Regions from separate parts of the Homo sapiens genome. Here region 2 is linked to region 1. A link is a loop called in an ENCODE intact Hi-C map of the cell type or tissue named here. Cell type or tissue: Panc1. All regions are shown on one strand. Each heading gives the region's core, and the rest is flanking DNA. Links, peaks and the distances in the headings are about the cores only.

What was found. Peaks named below come from ENCODE experiments on the same cell type or tissue, not always from the same donor. Only the 100,000 strongest peaks of a DNase experiment are listed, where the experiment ranks them.
Region 2: it touches region 1 in a loop (3.0-fold over the local background); 18 of 110 quality-filtered maps call a loop at or near these places.

Annotation. Positions count from the first base shown.
Region 1 is chr5:103,581,134-103,584,060 of GRCh38, reverse strand. No RefSeq gene overlaps it. Among named protein-coding and RNA genes, the nearest start is that of NUDT12, 20 kb to the right of the region's middle. In Panc1, for the core only: CTCF peaks have their summits at 1,307 and 1,509 (motif pointing left); a DNase peak (open chromatin) is centred at 1,501; H3K27me3 peaks cover 610 bases.
Region 2 is chr5:103,807,067-103,809,993 of GRCh38, reverse strand. The region is part of intron 2 of LOC105379107 (a long non-coding RNA gene); the gene reads right to left. Among named protein-coding and RNA genes, the nearest start is that of NUDT12, 250 kb to the right of the region's middle. In Panc1, for the core only: CTCF peaks have their summits at 1,036 and 1,332 (motif pointing left); a DNase peak (open chromatin) is centred at 1,313; H3K27ac peaks cover 623 bases.

The DNA of each region.
Region 1 (2,927 bases), core at 323-2,822:
TTTCATTTCCTAATTTTAATGTAATCCTTGAAGAAAATTTTAAGATTCCATTCTGTCTTGTTTGTTTTTCGTGGGAAAGGCTGCTCCTTGGGGAATCGGTAATTATGCCTCAGAGTTCTATTGTCCTCCTCACACCTTTTGATGACTTGCTGTTTTATCTTAATATAACTTAAACATTTTATCATTTTTTTTTCACTGGTCAGTCTTAAAAGGTAGGAATAATAATAGCTGCTGCTACATAGTTCTCAAAAGCACTGAAACTATAGTTCAGGAAGACTCATTGAATTTTAATTACACATCTAGGAAATGGGGGTATGAGGCCAACCAGTTAATTAGAGAAATGGCTAAAATGCATGCTTCTTGGGGAGGACAGAATTTTTATCAGTAATTTTCTTCATAGTAAAATACAGAACCTAGTGAATGCAGGAGTCCTGAGAGTATAAGTAAATAAAATAATAATTTGCAACTGAGTTGTTCCTGAGACAGCCTGAGAATCAAGAGAGAATGTAACAGGATCTTTCTATACCATTAAGTCTCCTTCACTGAAATCCTTCCTGGGCCTCAGTTTCTCCATTGGAGCAATGATCTCATTAAACTACATAAGCTTTCAATTCTATGCTAACTTTAAGTGTTCTGAGTTCTTAATGTTAAATAATCATATTAGTAAAAGAAATCAACTACTCTGCTATTATCTGATATCTAGATGATATATGAACCTATAAATATACAAATATTTAAATAAGCCATATGTAAGTTATTGAAACACATGTACAGAAGAACTATTAAAATCCAAGAACATAAAACAGTTGTTGATATGACTTCCTAAAAAGTCTTTATTGTTTCTGGTAAAATGACACAAAAGTTGTGAAAAATCAAATACCTCAATGAAAACAAAAATTCCTTGCTTGTCCAGTTTCCTTTTCTATGAAATGAAAGAAGAGAATTGCAACAAATTACGGTCTCTGAAACAAATTATAACTAAAGAGCATTTTTGAAATTATTTCCATAAATGTCAAGAGCAATTTAAGCTTTCTAAAATTTGTTACCCTGGTGAATCAGAGTAGTTTTGCTTTATAAGAGCTTTCTTAAAGTTTGCCACAAAATTTCAAAATACATAACTACCTTTTCATCAATAGAAATAAATGTTGCTGTGACATTTTTCCAGCAAATTTTAACAGGATTCAAACTACCTTATCTTTCTAATTTTAAGTATTCACATTTTTTTTTCTGGTTATGGAATAAACCAGAAACAAGGATAAAACAAACCTATTTTTCTCAGTTATTTGATCTCACAATGATAACAAAATTCAGTCTCTAAACTAGTATTTCTAAATACATTTATCCATAATTTTCAACTGATTTCAAAAATAATTCTCAAAATAAATTGGAGATAAGCATAGGTATTTAAGGACTCCTTACTAATTGTATTGCTCCTGTGGTACTACTGAAAGACATCACTTTCTGAGCTGATTACGTACCAAAAGCACAAAGTTTGCTAGCACTGCCACCTGCTGTTGACTCTAAATCATTTTCCAGCATGTATAAAATAAATGGAATAGCTCCGGCAAAGTGGTCAAGAAAATAAGCATCCACACAAAATTTAAAGACATTTTTGTGTGCAAACCAATGACAACAGGCAAAGTTATACCTATGCTGTAATACATCTCTTCTCATAAGAGAGGGGCTTAATAGGTGACTGAAAAGGCCCCTGAGCCATTTTGGTTATTCACATTAGATTGAGATATATTTTTTACAAGAGCATTTTCCATGTGACAAAAAAGCAGGAGATGCAGTACAAAATAAAGTGAAGGCAATAAAGTTCTTCCAGAGGGAATTAACTGGTCTTCTTTTAGTTGAGTAAACCATGTTCAATGTATGTAGGGAGATAGAAGTATACATGTAGGAAGATATAAGCAAATGTGGCAAAAATTGGTGAATCCAGTTGAAGGATATATGGGAAATCACTGTTTTAGCCCTTCTACCTTTCTTAGGTTTACAAACTTTCTAAATAAAAAGATGGAGAAAAAAGTATAATGTTCTGATATATTAAATCCGCTTTACCAGTGCAGCTAAACTTCATGGAATTTAAAAGAACATTGAAATTATATTAGACAAGCTTAATGCACAATTTAATGTTTGAGAAAAATTGAAATACTTTTTTTAAAGAATTGTGAGGATTTCTTTCTTTTTCTCCCTTATTCTAGAGAAACAGTTGCCTTGGGTCTTACGGGAGATGGCTAGTTGTGTAGTTGGAGCATTGACCTAACACTGCCTCTGGGTTAAGGAAAGAACAAAGTGTATAAAAGAACATGACTATATCCAATAGCTGTTTCTTTTACAGTTTAACGGCTTCAGAACTCCCTGTTCATTAACTTTAAAGCTTTATCAGTGTGCTTATCAGATTTCCCTATCAACAGTAAGAAAAAAAAAATAACTGAAAACTTCTTTGAAACATATTCATGAAAATAATTATTTTTTAAAAAATTCTAAAGTTTCTTATTTTAATAAGAAATTTAACCTTTGAATAATAGACAGCTTTTGGATTGTCTGTCCAATCTTCTTTCTACAAATTTCTCCTCCTACCTCCCCTAATCCATAGAGATTAAAATTCTGTGATTTAAATTACATAGTGGGTCACTTACAGCCTACCAGCTGGTGCTTCTGTCTTTTGGGAAATCAGAATTGGGATTCAGAAAGGATGGTCGAGTCTTTGATGTTTTCTAAAGTTGAGACAGGTAAACTCAGGGGCTATGGTGCTGTCACTGAGTACCAAATGAATGAAAAAGCAGGGAAAAATGACCATTTGAAAAGAGCAAAGAAGGAAACACACACATAGAAATAAGGAAAGAAGAAAATCCAGAAAGAGACAGAGAGTAATAGTAATGCCTGACAACTTTCTAGTTCCACATGAACACAGCAGTACTTCT
Region 2 (2,927 bases), core at 223-2,722, 230 kb before region 1:
ACTATCTTGGCATTTAGCTTTCAATTCAAATGTGATTTTTATGTTAACATATATATTGGAATTGAAATGTTCAGTATTTAGTTGATTTTAAAAGTCAGAAATTTACTAACCCATTTACTACTTATCCAATTATATAAAACATGCCTTTTTTTTTTTTTTTTTTTTTTAATTCTGAGTCTCTCTCTGTCGCCCAGGCTGGAGTGCAGTGGCACGATCTCGGCTCACTGCAAGCTCCGCCTCCGGGGTTCACGCCATCCTCCTGCCTCAGCCTCCTGAGTAGCTGGGACTACAGGCACATGCCACCACGCCCAGCTAATTTTTTTTGTATTTTTAGTAGAAAAGGGGTTTCAGCGTGTTAGCCAGGATGGTCTCGATCTCCCGACCTCGTGATCTGCACGCCTTGGCCTCCTGAAGTGCTGAGATTACAGATGTGAGCCACCGCGCCCGGCCTGAAGTTTTAGTTCAATATCTTTCTGAGATTTGAAATAAAAATATATTATTTACCAAAATAATCTCAAATATGTTACTATTTTAGAAAATATCTCATTATAAGTACCTGTTAAAGTTGTAATTTTTTAGGCAACAAAATTCATTCAAATAAGACTCAAAATTTTAATATTATCATAGAAAAGAGAGACTATTTCCAAAATCTTGGACAAAGAACAATTCCCTCTATCAGAGAACATTATCTTCATCTATTTTACTCTACTAAACAGCTTGGTGGAAAGAGATGAGAGTGAAGAGTGGCCATAAAAAAGAGATACTCTTTCAGCCAGCTAGTAAGTTAAAATCGTGTATTTATTTGAGCACCAAAGTGAAGCCATATTGCCCTGCTATCTGACCTAACTTTGAATATATACATAGAACATGTATTTTAACTAATAGAAAATCCAGATGGGTCAGCAGTTAGAAGGCTGGGCAAACACTCAAAAGGTAGCAGGGACCTAGTTGTCAAAATCAAGTTGATAAGTAAAATTCTAGTAATTTGAAGGTAAAAGGAGAAGGGAGAAGGGAGACTGCCAAGAATCCAGCCCTTCATGGGCACTGCATGAGGTCCAAGACAGAAATGCAGGCATGTAGGAAAATAAAATTCAGATAAGGACTGGAAAAATATCTTCCAAGATGATTTAATGGTAAGTCTCAAAAATTAGACCTCTTTAAATACCTGCTACCCAAGGTAAGGAATAGACTGTAGATAGCAACGAAGCTACAGCTATGGGTGAAGGTCAAATGGCGCCAATTTGAGAAAAACTTCAATGTCTTTTGACATCCTGGAATGGAAAGCTTGCTTGGCAGAATACTACTCAATGGAAAGAATACTAGCAGCATCTAGTGGCTGGCCTCTGTAAGTGCCCCTGGGCCTAGGTCCTAAGGTAGAAAAAGTGAGATCGTAAACATGGTGAGCTATTGATAGACTTTAATGTATTTCTTATTTCTAGGAGAATGACAGTAGAAGTAAGGGCAATTGTCTACACTACCACTTTCAAAGTATCATGGGAAACATAAAGAAGCATAAGGTATTCAAATAGTTTAACAGAACTCTGTTCCTGCTATAATTTACTCTGTTAGACCAAATCAGCAAAGTATGGCTGAGCATACTTACCTTTTCATATTTTTTATCAATCTACATATAGCATTAAAGTAATAAATAATTAATTTAGAAAGAATAACCTATGACATAATTCCTGTGCTCAAACTACATATGGTTATAGAGCCTGCTTGGATTCTACTTCCAGATCTACAACTGGTATTTTTCACTTACTTATTGCTGAAGTAGTCTCCATATTGTAATATTACATGGAAGAAGGATTTTCTTACTGTTTGGTATTTACCGTTTTAAATTATTTACGCTTAGTGATCAATATATGATTTTGATCAAAATCAAATGGTGATCAACATGATTTATCCTAAATGTTCTGAGAATCATTAAGACAAATTATTTGGTAGAAGTATTCTATTGAAGAAACAACTCTATGACAATTTTGCCAAATATCTGGGCATGATAGGGCATCAGTGTAGTTTTTCAAAGGAATGCACATTTAACAAAATATCAAAAGGATCTTAAGTGGATGGAAGAATCTTCTAACAAAGGAGTGTTAGATAGCTGAAAAAAATCAGTTAATTAAGCTCCCCTTTAAAGATAGAAAAGAAATAGAAATTACTTGAATTTTCATTTACTTGGCTGTTTTTAAAATATTAACAAGTCAGTTAAATCTCACCTCTAACTGCTATATTAGAATTTAGCTTTGATAAATAAGGATCATTCTTTTTCTGAATGCAGCAGAGTTGCAAGTTTCTTGTTAAAGCCTTTTAGAAGGTAGTTTTTTTTTTTTAATTCACAGCTCACTTCTCTTCTTTTCTTAATTAGTAGCTTGAATGTGATTTTCCCTTTTTAAAATTGAGCAGGCTGTGTTGCTAAATGGTGTTTTTGACATTCCTGCACTGGGGACAGATTCAAAACAGAGGCAGAAGACAATAGAGATTGACTACATACTTCATGGACCCAAATCGAGGCAAATGCTGGTAATTACAGGAATTCAGCAACACTTTGTTTGCTGGCATCTGTACTTGGAAAAGCAATGAAATAATCATGGACAAATATGATGTGAAATGTGTTTATGGAGCAGCATGTTTTATTAACACTGAGCACTGCGGAGAGATAAGCACCACTTGCTAATTTTAAAATTTCTATGAACTGTGGCAATTAAGCCTAATAATTATTTAAAGACTATAATAAAGATGAGACCATTTTGAACTGCGTTTAGAGAAAAGAAAAAGTGCTCAAGTTCAGTTTGTATGATACATCACCTATGCAATTTTTCCTATCTGTTATGATTTGAAATGGGAAACATTTCCTGACACATTCCCCTGAAATTTAAGGATTTATCAGTTTTCATTTTGCTGCTTTGTTAATTTTTTCTTGTTTT